Regions from separate parts of the Homo sapiens genome. Here region 1 is linked to region 2. A link is an interaction called in ENCODE POLR2A ChIA-PET data of the cell type or tissue named here. Cell type or tissue: GM12878. All regions are shown on one strand. Each heading gives the region's core, and the rest is flanking DNA. Links, peaks and the distances in the headings are about the cores only.

Evidence for each region. ChIA-PET counts read pairs that join two places held together with the same protein. Peaks named below come from ENCODE experiments on the same cell type or tissue, not always from the same donor. Only the 100,000 strongest peaks of a DNase experiment are listed, where the experiment ranks them.
Region 1: POLR2A ChIA-PET joins it to region 2 with 7 read pairs; 16 of 35 experiments call an interaction of 5 or more read pairs at or near these places.

The regions. Positions count from the first base shown.
Region 1 is chr7:44,753,143-44,759,708 of GRCh38, reverse strand. ZMIZ2 (zinc finger MIZ-type containing 2) reads right to left here. Exons shown (of 19, transcript NM_031449.4): 2 at 3,410-3,521; 3 at 3,170-3,284; 4 at 2,560-2,762; 5 at 2,148-2,331; 6 at 1,601-1,861; 7 at 249-428. The coding sequence starts at 3,459. Among named protein-coding and RNA genes, the nearest start is that of ZMIZ2, 7.6 kb to the right of the region's middle. RefSeq lists an enhancer at 4,354-5,035. In GM12878, for the core only: no CTCF peak of the experiment used is centred there; no DNase peak of the experiment used is centred there.
Region 2 is chr7:44,633,471-44,641,668 of GRCh38, reverse strand. All of the region lies in intron 2 of OGDH (oxoglutarate dehydrogenase), which reads right to left. Among named protein-coding and RNA genes, the nearest start is that of OGDH, 31 kb to the right of the region's middle. RefSeq lists enhancers at 1,696-2,223, 2,538-2,687, 2,752-3,279, 3,168-3,287, 3,133-3,643 and 1 more and a silencer at 6,157-6,312. In GM12878, for the core only: a CTCF peak has its summit at 2,203; DNase peaks (open chromatin) are centred at 2,338 and 3,248; H3K4me3 peaks cover 1,275 bases; H3K27ac peaks cover 3,077 bases.

The sequences.
Region 1 (6,566 bases), core at 299-4,298, 120 kb before region 2:
ATCTTGTAGAGGGTCCTTTCGGAACTGGATCCCAAACCCCAGGAGCTGCTCCTGCACTGGTCAGAATGCCCCCACCCCCCACCCCCCATCTCCTGTAGAGCTGTGGTCCATGAGCACACATGGACCTACACATCCTGCTGGCCCCTTTAGCCACCCTGTCGCTCTCGAGGACAGGACTGCCCCAAGGTCCCCTGTCCCACAGCACTCAGCACGGAGCCCGGCACAGGGCCTGGAGGAGCCTGCCCTACCTTATAATGCAGTCCCGTGGGGCCAGGCACGGACAGGGACTGGGTCATGCCCTGCTGCAGGGGCAGCCTGTGCCCAGGGTAGGAAGGGGAGGGGGCAGGGGGCTGCCCAGGGCTGGGCGCAAACTGGGCGGTGCTGGGTGCATACTGGCCTCCTTGCAGATACTGCTGCCCTGGATACACCTGAAAAAGAGGCAAAATGCCCGAGGGGAGAAAAAAGGCATCAGGGGAGCTGGTTCCAGAAGGAAGTAGAGTCTCATGTGTGGCAGGGTTCGGGGAATGGAGATTTCCTGGTTCCCTTGAAGATCCTGCTGTGACACTGTCAGGCACAGGCAGTTCTCACATGCAGAAGCCTGTTTTTTTTTTTTTTTTTTTTTTTAATTTGAGACAGTCTCACTCTGTTGCCCAGGCTGAAGTGCAGTGGTGCAATCTTGGCTCACTGCAGCCTCCACCTCCTGGGTTCAAGCAATTCTCCTGCCTCAGCCTCCCAAGTAGCTGGAATTACAGGTGCACACCACCACGCCCGGCTAATTTTTTTTTTTTTTTTTTTGAGATGGAGTCTTATTCTGTCACCCAGGCTGGAGTGCAGTGGCATGATCTCAGCTCACTGCAACCTCTGCCTGCTGGGTTCAAGCAATTCTCCTGCCTCAGCCTCCCAAGTAGCTGGGACTGCAGGCGCCCGCCACCACACCCGGCTAATGCTTTTTGTATTTTTATTAGAGATGGGGTTTCACCATGCTGGCCAGGCTGGTCTTCAACTCCTGACCTCGTGATCCACCCGCCTTGGCCTCCCAAAGTGCTGAGATTACAGGCGTGAGCCACCGCGCCCGGCCTAATTTTTTCTATTATTAGTAGACATGCGGTTTCACCACATTGGCCAGGCTGGTCTTGAACTCCTGATCTCAAGTGATCCACCTGCCTCAGCCTCCCAAAGTGTTGGGATTACAGGCATGAGACAGCATGCCCGGCTTTTGCTTTTTTTTTTTTTTTTTGAAACAGGGTCTCACTCCTGTTGCCCAGCCTGAAGTGCAGGGGAGCGATCACAGCTAACTGCACCCTCAACTTTCTGGGTTCAGGCGATCCTCCCACCTCTGCCTCCCAAGTAGCTATGACTACAGCCACATGCCACCACACCAGGCTAATTTTTGTAGAGACACGGTTTCGCCATGTTGCCCAGGCTGGTCTCAAACTCCTGAGCTCAAGGGATCCACCCTCCTTGGTTTCCCAAAGTGCAGGGACTACAGGCGTGAGCCACCATGCCCAGCCAGAAGCCTGCTCTTTACCACAGCTCTAAAGAGTGCCTGGGTGAGGGAGTTGGTACCCAAGGCCCCAAACTAGGTGACCTGGACACTCACCTCAGAGTAGGTTCTCTTGACCCCCTGTCGGGGCAGTGGCTGGGCCTGGGGAGGCCCAGGATACCCATGTTGGGGCAGACGCTGCCCTGCATACAAGGGTGTCATTCCTGCTGCCCGGGTGGGGTTCATAGCCAAGGGGGAGAGGCCAGAGGGGCCCATTACCCCTCCTATGCCAGTAGGGTTCATGCCAGCGGGGACACTAGGCCCCCGGGGACCTCCATGCTGCAGAAACTGGCTGTTAAAAGACTGTCCGGCCCCCATCTAGGAAGAGAAAAAAGAAGAATGGTCCAGGTCCCACCCACAAAGGGCTCCAAAAGATAGGCATAAAACCCGCCCACCCACCCATGTGGGCACCATACCCTTTCACAGGACACCCCAGAAACCTCTCCCCTCAGACCCTCACTCCTTCCCACACATCTCTCTTTTACTGGCTTCATGAGCCCTGGCATATTCCATGCTTGTCCCTGGAGCCCACTGTCTGGCTGAGTACCTCCTCCCAGGCCCTCAGGCTGGCTGCCATGTGGGAGGAGCTGCTGAGGGGGCTCACCGCTCCATACTGGCTCAGCTCCTGGCTCTGCTTCTCCTGGAGAGCAGCCACGGTGGCTGTGGCTGTGGCGGTGGCAGTGGCTGCCGCAGCAGCCACAGCTGCAGCAGCTGCCGCTTGCGTGAAGTCAGTGGAGGGTCTTGCAGCATGTGAGGGGAGGCCCAGGCCCCCCGGGCCGCCTGCATACCTGCAGGAGACACAGGATTGCCACGCTCTCTGCGTGGGCTCATGAGGGCCAGGACTGTGCTCACCCCAGAGGCATGCAGCACCCAGGGGGAGCCCATTCTTTCTAGACCCTCCACTACAGCTGTCAGGAAGCAGAGAGGGAACGTCCAGCTGATCAGCGCCACAGTTCTGAGGTGCCTGCCAGATTGATGGCTCCTAGCATACCTGCCAGGTGAGGGAACTTGCTTACCCGGTGGTGAAGCCGGGGGCCCCAGGGTAGCCCCCGCGGCTGTACACGCCTTGCTGCACGTAGCCCTTGTTGGCGCCGCCTTCAGCAAACGCCTGCTGTCCCAGGCACTGTGGGGAGGTCAAGGCGGAGCTGCCCCCTGCCACACCAGGCATCATGGAGCTGCCAGAGGGACTCCCTGCAGGGCCCATGGGGTTCCCCAAAACCTATGAGGAAGCAGGAATCACCAAAGGGAACCAGCCAAACAACGTGCTTCATGCAGCAGCTCCAAAGTGCTAGAAACCAACAGGCCTGGCAAGTGGGTTGGGGGAGAGGTGGGGGGGACAGGGTATAGCACGGGAAGCAGGGAAAGCAGCTGTCCACAGGGAGGTTGGGGCATTTTGTGAAGGCTAGGTGAAGACAGGAGAAGAAAATCCCACAGCAGGTGTGGAAAGAGAACCAGTGTCCAAAGACTTAGGGGACTCAGGAGGCCCCATCCTCATATGTCATGCCTCAGCCTCTCTGTCCTCACCTCTCAGCCTCTTCGTCTCTCAGAGCTCTGAGGAGGCACTAAGCACTGCCAAGTGCTGGGAGGCTCTGTCTGCTCGGGGGTGGGGCACCAGTGGGTGCTTACCTGGCTCTGTGTCGCGTTGCCAACTCCCCACACAGTAGTGACCACAGACAGCGATCCAGCCGGCTGAGTGGCGCTTTGTTGCCAAGGCACAGACTCATATGCGAATGAACCATCACTGCAGGGAAAGAGGCTGCTGAGGCCTGGGTCAGGAAGCCACTGGTGTCCAAGAGTCTAGGATCTTCCAGAAATGCCACCCCCAACCCCAGGGCCTGAGGGGTGGGCAGAGGAGCCCACACTCACCCGTGTGGCGCAGGGGGCAGGGCAGGTTTCATGGGGTTCATGGAGTTCATTGGCAATGGAGCAGCCTACAGGCCGGGTCTGACAGTTTTTATCTGGAACTCAGCTGCTCTGGCTGCCCGACAGGAAGGAAGGGATGTTAGCTGCGATGCAGCCAGGAGACCCTTTCAGCAGGGTGGAGGGACCCCGGTGCCAGCAGGCCCCACCTCTTTCTCAATAAGGGACCCCTGGGCTCTGATGGCAGGCAAGGCAGTGGAGGGGCCTAGTACTGACCCACCCCACTCACTCTGGTGAGGATCTGCCCCCACAAATACAGCCTGGAGGCCAGCATGAACCCTTTCTGACCAGGCCCTGCCACCCAGAGTCCCTGGATCAGCCCTAGAGATGGACTTCCCGATTCCAAATACTTTCCCCACTCTCCCGCCCACACCGAGGCCTGGCTATCCTTATAAAGCCAGGGACAATCCTAGCTACCCCGTGGAAACTGGGGTTTAGAGAGGAGCCAGTAGCCAGTAACCCCACAGAAGGCCCTGGGGTGAAGGACAGAGGGCAGTGGAGGTGAGGGGACTCCCTGCTAAAGGTCTTGTCTACCCTGAGTAGCCCAGGTAGGGGCATAGGCGGTTCTGGAGGCCAGGGGCTGAGAAAGCCGAGGAGGAGAGTGCAGGGGTGCGGTGATCACAGGAGTGCAGTGGTCAACCAACAACTCTCCATCCTGGCCTTGGGGAGGGACATGCAGGATACCTCCTGAAATGGGGTGTGGGGCCAGTAACCTGGGCTCTGGCTAGCAGCCCCTCCCAACAAGAAGGCCCTCTTTAGGGTAGTAGAAGGGCTCCAGGCCAGGGCACCTCAGAACTGACCCAGATTCCACCAAGTGGGGGCTGCCCGAGGCTGATATGGTCCTAGGGGCCAGGCAGGCAGACCCACTGGCCCATCCATGACACCCCCAGGAGAGGGCAGGGACACACAGCACAATAGATGGAGGGTGGGCACCCACAGACCTGGCAGGGACTGTGACTTGGCCAGTGTTTCTAAGAAAGGGGCTGGGGAGACATTGAAGTGACTCTGCAAGATGGGGCTGAGTGGATACCAGTGACCTGGTGCTCAGGACAGGGCAGCAGAGGGGGTGTGTCAGGGAGGACGCATGCAGGACCACAGTGCTGGCACCATGGGACTTACATGTGCCACGCTAAGTTTGCTCTCCCCATTTAGTAAATAAGCCACGGAAGTGACCACACCTTCAGGCTGCTTCTGAGTGCCACGCCTTCCGACACTGCCACAAGCAAGCCCCTTACCAAAGCAGGCCCAGACATGCCCTGGAGCCCTGCCCCTGAGTGTCCCTGAAGGGCCCTCACTGGCACTACCCTGGGTTCTGACACTCCCAGGACCACCTGACATGTCCACCTCTGCCTGCCTAGGCTATCCACAGAGGAACACTGGCTGCAGCACAGGAGAGGCCGCTTCAGCTGTTTCTCAGGAGTCCCCAGGCATGCTCGCCTTGGATACTACTCCCTTTTAGGGCCTACAAGGCTGCCACACACACAGACATGCCACCTGAGGCGTGCTGACCACTGGTGCCATCCTGCCATCGCAGCACTCACATGGCCTCTCCCTGCCCCAGGAGAGGGTGGCCCCGCATTCATCTAGGCTGCCATTTCTTGTGCTGACCGAGGGCCTCACCAATGGAGGTAGGAACAGCCTCACCCCTCAAAATATAGACCTGGAGATTCTGAGGGCGAGCTGTGTGCCCAGGGCCCCAGAGCAGGTGAGAAGTAGAGCTGAGCTCTGCCTGGGGAGTCTAAGCATGTGGCCTTTCACTGGATCTTCCCATCACCGAGCACTGGGACTGGGGGGTACCAATTAGGGAAGAGGGAGAGGGCAGTGTTCTGGACTTCCTCACACCCTCAGGGGAGGCAAGACTTGATTCCCAGCCCATAGGCTCCTCCCCTTGCTCCCCCAGACCAAGTCCTGCCCAGGAAGCAGGGGTGAAGAAAACCAGGGGCTGATGGCTCCAGAAGGCTCCAGGCACCTGGACTCTAGGCAAGAACAGGCCTGGGAGCTGAGATGGCCCAGCCAGGCAAGGTAGGGGTGGCAATCCCAGTCCCATAGCCTGACTCAGGAATAGTGATGTTGGGGGACAGAGGAACCTGCCAACAGCCAGAAACTCCTCCCCAGAACTGCTGGGTGGGGCCTTGAGCAGCCATACACAGATTTTAGGACTTAGAATATAGATATGGTAATCAAAACTGTGTGGTACCAACATGGGAACAGAACCATGGGCCAACAGGCGAGACCAGAGAATCTGAAATTGATTTGCACAAATAGGCCCAAACAATGTCTGACAAAGGTGCGAGAGCAATTCAAAGGAGGAAGGACAGCCTTTCCAACCAATGGTGCTGGGACAATGGAGCAACTGGGCATCAAAACAACAAACAAAAAACACCTAAACTTCACACCTTATACAGAAAGTAACTCAAAATGGTTTATAGATTTAACTGTAAAACATAAATCTATAAAATATTCAGGAAAATATATAGGAGAAAATCTTTGTGATCTAGGCCAAAGAGCTCTTAGACCTGATACCAAAGGCATGATCCATAAAAGAAAAAAACTGATAAACTGGACTTCATCAAAATTAAAATTTTTCCTTCGGGAAAGGCCCTGCTAAGAGGATGAAAAGATAAGTTACAGGCCAGGAGAAATATTTGCAAGCTGCATATCCAACAAAGGACTAGTATCTAGAACATATAAAGAATTCTCAGCCAGGCACAGTGGCTCACACTTATAATCCCAGCACTTTGGGAGGCCGAGGCAGGAGGACTGCTTGAGCCCAGGAGTTCAAGATCAGTCTGGGCAACAGAGTGAGACCCCCGACTCCTCAAGAAATTTAAAAATTAGCTGGGCGTGGTGGCATGCACCTGTGGTCCCAGCTTTTCAGGAGGCTGCAGTGGAGGGATCACTTGACCCCAGAAGGTGGAGGCTGGGGTGAGACATGATCATGCCACTGTACTCTAGCCTGGATGACAGAGTGAACCATGATTTAAAAAACAAAACAAAACAAAAAAAGAATTCTCAAAACTAAAAAAAAAAAAAATTAAAATTAAAAACTCCAATTAGAAAATAAGCAAAAAACATAAAGAGACACTTTGCCAAAGAGAATATA
Region 2 (8,198 bases), core at 1,683-5,682:
GCCTCCAATAACTGAGGACCTGACCTAAAAGGAGAAACCCCTTGAATACAGCAGGAAACTGAGCAGGAGTCAGTCTGGCTGTATCCCACCCCTGCACAGCAAGAACCAACAGCAAGCTACCACTGTCACGTAAAACCTAATCAGGCCAGGCGCAGTGGCTCATGCCTGTAATCCCAGCACTTTGGGAGGCCAAGGTGGGTGGGTCACCTGAGATCAGGAGTTCGAGACCAGCCTGGCCAACATAGTGAAACCCCGTCTCTACTAAAAATACAAAAATTAGCTGGGTGTGGTGGTGCAGGCCTGTAGTCCCAGCTACTTGGGAGGCTGGGGCATGAGAATCGCTTGAACCTGGGAGGCAGAGGTTGCAGTGAGCTGAGATCGCACCATTGTATTCCAGCCTGGGCGACAGAGTGACACCCTGTTTCCAAAAAAAAAAAAAAAAAGAAAAAAAAAAAAAAAGAAGAAAAAGGCTGGGCTTGGTGGCTCATGCTTGTAATCCCAGCACTTTGGGAGGCTGAAGCGGGCGGATCACGAGGTTAGGAGATCGAGACCATCCTGGCTAACATGGTGAAACCCTGTCTCTACTAAAAAAAAAAAAAATACAAAAATTAGCTGGGGGTGGTGGTGTGTGCCTATAATCCCAGCTACTCAGGAGGCTGAGGCAGGACAATCACTTGAACCAGGGAGTCGGAGGTTGCAGTGAGCTGAGATCATGCCATTGCACTCCAGTTTGGCGACAGAGCGAGACTCTGTCTCAAAGAAAAAAAAAAAAACCCACAAAAAACCTAATCAAAATTTTTCTTTACCCCAAACTTGCTCCAGTGCTAGAATGTCTACCCTCACACCATGTGACCCGCACCCCAAGTCTAGCTGTAGACACTTACTTAGTTCCCTGGGGCCACAACAGGTTCATGGATAGGGCATGACCCTCAAACCCAGTAAGTACTGGAGAACAGCACAACCCAAACTTTATTAAACCCCTAAAACATTTTCTTCTATTTCGTAAAACCCATTAAGTGTCCAGAAACACAGGGCAAAGTCACCCAAGAGCAAGACCTTAGATCAAGAGTCTCTCCAGCTGTACAGACAGCCTCCTTTATCCTAGGGGACAATATTCACTTTTGGATCCAGAGCCAAAAGTCATAGCAAAATCACAAGTTTACTTCTTTTCAATAAAATTAGCTTTGAATAACAATTAAAATAGTAAAACAAAACAAAACAAAAAAAACCCACCAATAGCAGCAGGGATAGGTATAGCTAACTTTTACTGAGGCTCTCTGTGGGCTTTTCCAACTTACTTAGAGCACCTGGAATGTCAATCATATTCCCACTGGAGAGATGTGGGCTCAGGCAGAATTTACACACAGCAGTCACCAGGCAGGGTATTAATAAGGTTAACTGAGTAATAGCAGAGCGACGCTTAAAGAACTCTGGTCACTCTAGTAACAGTGCCTCTTACCCTAGCTTAACCTTGCCAAAGAGAGCTGGGCGCTTCTGGGCTCAACAATAAAATGAAAGGAATTTCCAGCCACTGATGCCTGGGATCACAAGGTCAGGGTCAAGGTCAGCTCTCTGGTCCTGAGCCACAAAGGCTGCAGGACTCCTTCCAGCCTAGGCCCTGGAGACAGGGCGATCATGATCATCGGGCCTCCACTCTCTGACCTTCTTTTGTGCTTGGAATACAACTCCAGGTGATTTTCAATTGGCTGAGGATAACTGCACAGACGGAAATTCAGCTCATGCTGGAGGCAGTCAGAAAAAAACTGGTTCATACCGGTACTGCTGAGCTGCTGGGAATCCCCGGGAAGGAAAATGCTGGGAATGCAACTTCTGCAGCCTTTCCCTTATTCATCTTACACCATGCATCCCACTTCACTCTCCAGTTGGCTCAGTTCCCACACCACTGGGGGAGCACCCTGCCCCACCTTCAGACAAAGAGCCCATTCTGTCTCCAGGACTGGGTGAGCCCCCACACCCAACAACAGCAAGCCCTCTTTGCGCCAAGACCTGGAGGTATACTAAAAGGTTTTTGAATTGAGTGATAGAATGTTTTGTATCGAGTGTAGTGACTGCACACATTTGGCAAAACCTACTGCACTAAACACTTAAAACAAGTGAATTTTAATATATGTAAGTTAAACCTCAAAAAAGTTTATTTATTCAAAAAGGCTTTGAAAATGAAGGTCATTATTTGGCCTGCAGGCTTCACCTCCCAACAGATGTGGCAGCAGGAAGCCAGACCTGCCCAAGTACCAGAGCTCCCAGGCACCCACTGGCCCCACCCCTCCCTGTATGAGTCACCAATGGGGCCACTTCCTTCCTGGTGGGGCCCAGATGCCACAGTCCATCCCCCACTCTCTTTCCACCTCCCTGTTGTCCTGCAACCCTGTATCTCTCTAACATCTTCCACTCCCCAAGGAGATACCTCTTCTCCAGCTCCTTAAACTACCCACCCCTGCCTCATCCTCTGAACACCTGAATCTGGATCTGCCTTCCATAACCCCTGGCTTTAGGTTCCAGGGGACCTGCAGAGCCCTCCCTGTCCACTTGCTCCCATGCCCCAGCATCATGCTCCTTCCTTCCCGCAGGCCTGGCAGCTACCCTTCTTTCCATGGGATGTTTGTCCTCTCCCTTCACATGGTCGCTTAGCTTTGTCACTATCTGGGAGAGCGTTTCCCCTTCTGATACTCCCAGCCCTTACTGTACACTCATCTCAACCTGAGATCTCTCCCCTGCTGTCTGTCCCCATCCTGGGGGATAAATCAAGACTAGGCTGAGTCATTGACCACCCAGCGCAAACAGAAGCCCCTTCAAAAAGAAGAGAAAGCTTCTGGAAGAGAGAGTCAAAGCATGTCCCATCTAATTCCCATGGAGCATGAAGAGACACCTGGAAGGGATAGAAGCCCACTCACTGAAAGGTGGCACCTGGTGGCTGATGGCTCACTGAGAACCTGAGCTGAGTCAGGCGACCTCAGCTCTCTTACTGAGTGAGAAAAATAAGCCTGTTGGTTTAGGCTGCCTAAGCTGCATTTTCCCTTTCTTCCAGCCAAATTTATTCCTAATTATCCCTTGCTGTTGCCTGGATGTCCCGGAATTGCAGTCTGATGTAGGCAGGGGCAGTGACTTCTACTTCTAGAAACATTCCAAGTGACAAAGCAGAAGTGAAAAGGAGAAAGCACAGTAATGGGGAAAATCAGACTTGAGAATACACAATCTAATAGCATGCTACCATCAAACACACTGAAGACCTAAGTTTCCTATAATAGAAACAGTTTTTCACTCATGAGAAATGGAGGCAGTCAGACTTTGGTTTCTTTATGAAGTAAGTGTGGTATTTGGGCCTTACTTTAGTACTTGGCTCAGGGCGGTGACAGGGACTTCTGAGTCACAATGACGTACGTGGGTGTGCCCAGCTCCACACCCAAGTTGCAACCCATCACTAGTGTTATTCATCTCTCCAATCTCTTAATTGGCTTCTGTTGCACAACTAATAACGTAAGGAAAATATCTGTCCCCTTGCCTTGCCTCAAATATACAGTTACACACAGTTAATTCTCTGACCACCAATGACAATGTCACTGATAAGGGGGAAAAGGTTAAAATGTTAAGGTAAGTGGGCAAGGTTGTAAATGACATTCAAGGGGCAGGAAGCTGCCAGAAGGAGTGAGGGGTCCTGGGCCAGGGGAGGGGTGCGGGAAAGCACTCACTCCCAAAAGGCCAACTTCTGAGCCCTGCAAGGGGCTATGGGATTCTGATGAAGTTCTTACCACACATAAACATTTTCCTAAGAGTGTCAGATGTGTGCAGGATGTACCATGTCAAAAAATGAATACCATTTTTTTTTTTTTTTGAGACAGAGTCTGGCTCTATCGCCCGGGCTGGAGTGCAGTGGCGTGATCTTGGCTCACTGCAACCACCCCCCAACCCCCATCCCGGTTTCAAGTGATTCTCCTGCCTCAGCCTCCCCAGTAGCTGGGATTACAGGCACCGCCATCGTGTCTGGTTAATTTTTGTATTTTTAATAGAGACGGGATTTCACCATGGTGGCCAGGCTGGTCTCAAACTCCTGAACTCAGGTGATCCACCCACCTCAGCCTCCCAAAAGGGCTGGGATTACAGGTGTGAGGCACGATGCTGAGCCAATGAATACCATTATTTCTAAAAATCCAGTAATTCTCATTCAATTCAACAAATATCTATTAACTATATGTGGCATACTGTAAGGTTTGTGAACAGGAAGATGACTAAAATGAGCTTCTTACTCTTAACAAGAATAAGAAAAACCAGTAAACGTGTAAATTCACAGAATGGATCCAAGTGCTGAGAAACGAAGAGTAAGACAAGTGGGATGGGAGAGGAAAGCAAGGATGCTCTGAGGAGGGGCCCACGGTCTGAGCCCTAAAGGCAAGGTAAGGCCTGCAGAGCCTGAGGAGGAGAGAGAAGACATTTGGCCAAAGAGAATAGACAACAGGAGCACCTGGCCAGTGCCTGCCCACCATGTGCTGAGACTCATGATACTGCCACATGCAGGGTGTACAGATGGTTAAGAAACCAGGCTGGGCAGGTGAGCTGGGACCAGGCTGCAGGTGAGTGAAAAAGAATATGGGAGATTAAGGAGAAAACCACTAACCACCCCCAAGAGGAACAAGCACCTGACCAGGGTAATGGCTGACTTTTGCCACCAAATGGCATCAGAGGGAGGGGTGGTTCGCAGGCAGGGAGCTTGTGTGCCCCCCCACCCCACTCACAGCCAACTTCCCATGAGTGGGTTTAAGATCATCAACTTGTTGCTGAGATGACTTAAACATGATAGATTTCAGCGGTAAATAATTTTTACATTCTGGATGAAATGAAACCAGACCTCCTATTTAATTTTAGGTAACTAAAAGCACTTAGCTGTAATAAATGAAGCTCTGTTTTCCAAGTCAAAAGTCACTGCTCCCCAAGCTCCCACAAACTCAGAATTCTATGCAACCATAATGCACTTTCCTCACAGTGACCAGTGCTCTTTCTTCAAAGGAAGCTCTTGAAAGGCTAGAAACAGTATCCTCAGTGCTCTCTGCATGTGGCAGCTGCTCACCTAACCTTTACTGAATTAAATTCAGATGATATTCAGCCTCCTTTCTGAGGGAGCAGCCTGACAGGTATGGGGTTCCACCCTGGGAGAGTCTGAGTCCAGGGCTGCCCCTCACTGCAGCAGAGGCGCTGACCTTAGCAGGTGCCACTCCTAACCAAGGAGCACTTGTCTGTTCCCACATATCGGCAGCTACAGGCAGCAGACTCTGCCCTTCCTGAGTCAGCAGTTGGGAGTCTTGAGGGCCAAGCTCCCTGCCAGTCCTTGGTTGTGAGGTTTCCAATAGGTAGGGCTTCCTATTTCTGAGGGTGGCAAATATACCATCTGACATCCCTTCCCCCAGCAGTAGCTGACACCCATTGTCATGCAGGATGGTGCTCTACAGCCCCCCAGTGCCCACTCACAGACCAGTAGGACTGACTGTGGCCACCTCCTGGGTCCCCAGGTCCTAGGTCTGCCTCCCATGAACTGCATGAGGATTCGGGAAGTTGCTTCAGCTCTCTGGCCTGTTTTCTTGTCTGTAAAAGTCCTAAACACAGGCTATTTAAGATGATGGTCCTGCATTTGCAGCTTTTTAAAATTTATAAAGTCCGGCCAGGTGTAGTGGCTCACGCCTGCAATCCCAGCATTCTGGGAGGCTGAGGCGGGCGGATCATGAGGTCAGGAGATTGAGACCATCCTGGCCAACATGGTGAAACCCCATCTCTACTAAAAATACAAAAATTAGCTGGGCGTGGTGGTGCGTGCCCGTAATCCCCATTACTCAGGAGGCTGAGGCAGGAGAATAGCTTGAATCAGGGAGTCGGAGGTTGCAGTGGGCCGAGATCGTGCCACTGCACTCCAGCCTGGAGACAGAGCGAGACTCCATCTCGAAAAAAAAAAAAAAATTATAAAGTCCTTGCACATATACTTGCATTTGTTCAAGAAGTTGATGAGGAACATGAGGAGAGTGTTACAACTTAGCCCAAGCTCTATGACTACGGGTGGCTCTGGACTGATGAGACCACTTCCTCTCATCTATCCATAGCCCCTACAGACGCCACTCCAGCTGCCCTCCCTACTCCACCTCAGCCACAGAACAAGCCCAGCCCACCCACGTAGCTACCCTTGGTCACCACATTACTGCCACCTTGTCTAAATAATCCGCGGCGCGGGTGGGGCAGGCTCCGGTCTCCTTGCTGCATGGAGCCACACCCATGCTCAAAGGCCCTCGCACAGCTGATAAGTTGATGAGGCCCAGCACTATCCACACAACCTCACTTACTAAGTTCTGACACTGACAATGCTTTTTAATTGCTATAAATATCAACTACAGGGCACCATGTAACCAAGGAACACCGGCGTATGGCTCTTCTTTCAGCTCATTCTAATCCAGCCAAGCTGATAAAAAGTCAGCTGCTGGGCACCATGTGACCAGCCAGCCTGGAGTTCAGCCGGCGCTGCTGTAAGGGGCAGGCCTCCCATCCCGGCCTCAGTGTAGACCAACAACTCATTCTTTTCCTGCACACAAGACAGGGCAGGCCTGCATGACCTCTACCACTCCTTCCAATGCTGCCCAGGAAATGGTCCTAAACGTGTGGGCCAGAGCTTTTCCTGAAAATATCCTAAGAACAAGATTTAAAACCCATATGTGTGACTACCCTGTATGTCCAAACAGGGTACTCCCTATTGGGGAGACTTGTGGATGGAATGCCCACCTCCAGAGCCTTCAGCAAATGATTCATGCTGTTGGGCTAAGCACAAGTCTCCAAAGAAAATGTGCAGATGGTAGAGCTGGACTCTGGACCCTCCATCAATGCAGGCCTTGCTCAGACCTTGCCCAGGCCAGAGTACCACTTACCACCATTCTGCCTATGAAGCAAAAACAAGGTAGGGCACTGTGATCCAGGCCTGGTGACCTGCCACTACAAGCTGTTTATACTGAGGCCAGTTAAGAATGGGCTTCTATTTAGGTATTCTTCAATTAAGGAAACCACATGCTCCATTATAGCAATGCTTAGTCATTATAGGTGACAGAATATTTCTAAACAATCTCTATTATCTTCTGTCTGTACAGGTGTGTAAATAAAACATCAATAAACTTCCAAGATTAGCAAAGAACAGCTGCTTCAGCTCTGCCCTATGGAATCTACTGATATCAGAATGATATTTGCTGGGATTCTGCACTAGACTAAAGGTGGCTGCTCTATCAGGTCATTATGAAAAGAGCTGTGGAGGGCTGTCCAGTGGCCATGCCTTTTCCTCTCCCCAAACGGATGTCCCTAAGGGTTGTCTGTGACTTGCTCTAACCAAGGTAATGGCGTGGGGAGTAGCAGTGTACGGTCTGGACCTAGGCCTCAAAGGCCCCACAGCCTTTCTTTTCCCTGTCTGGAGCTACTCTGGGACTTTGTGCAGGAATCGCTCCGGCCTACTGGAGGATGGCAGGGCCCAGTGAACAGCCAGCACAAACTGCCAGACACATCAGAGGCCTTCATGGCTTCTAGCCTGGTGTGAGCCTCAGCTCCAAGGGAGCTGGCAGTGGGAGGAGTGGGGAAACCTAGCCAACCCACAGAGTCATGAGACATGCTACACTGGTGCCAAGTTTTGAGGTGGTTTGTTATACAAACATTCATGGAAACCAGACTTTTTACTGCATGAAAAGATGACATCCAAGATACTGTGACCCCTTTCTCACGCAGTCTTTCTGACACACCTCAGGAAATGAGAACGCTTCAAACTACCCAGATCTGCACACAATGGCACATTTTATCAGCTCTCAGAATTGCAACTCTCAAGGAGGTGAGGAAGACCCACAGTCTGGGGTCACCTGTGGTCGTCTGGTTGAGGCCTCATCTGTCCTCAATAATTATGCAACCCTATTTGGGGGAACCCCAGCCCAGCTACACAAAGCATCTGCTCCAGGGTTTCAGAGGGAATACCACGTGACTGACCACTCAAAGAGAGGGTTCTAAAGGCTATCTCCTCACCTCACGATCCAATCATGGACGCGAAGAGATATGAGAATCCCAAAGTCCTCAAACCTCCCTCCAAGGGAGTCTTGGATGGGGAGGGGAGCCAGAGAACAGTAACCTAGAGACTAAACAGACTATTTTTTAATAACATGATGACTTCATCTAAAAAACCG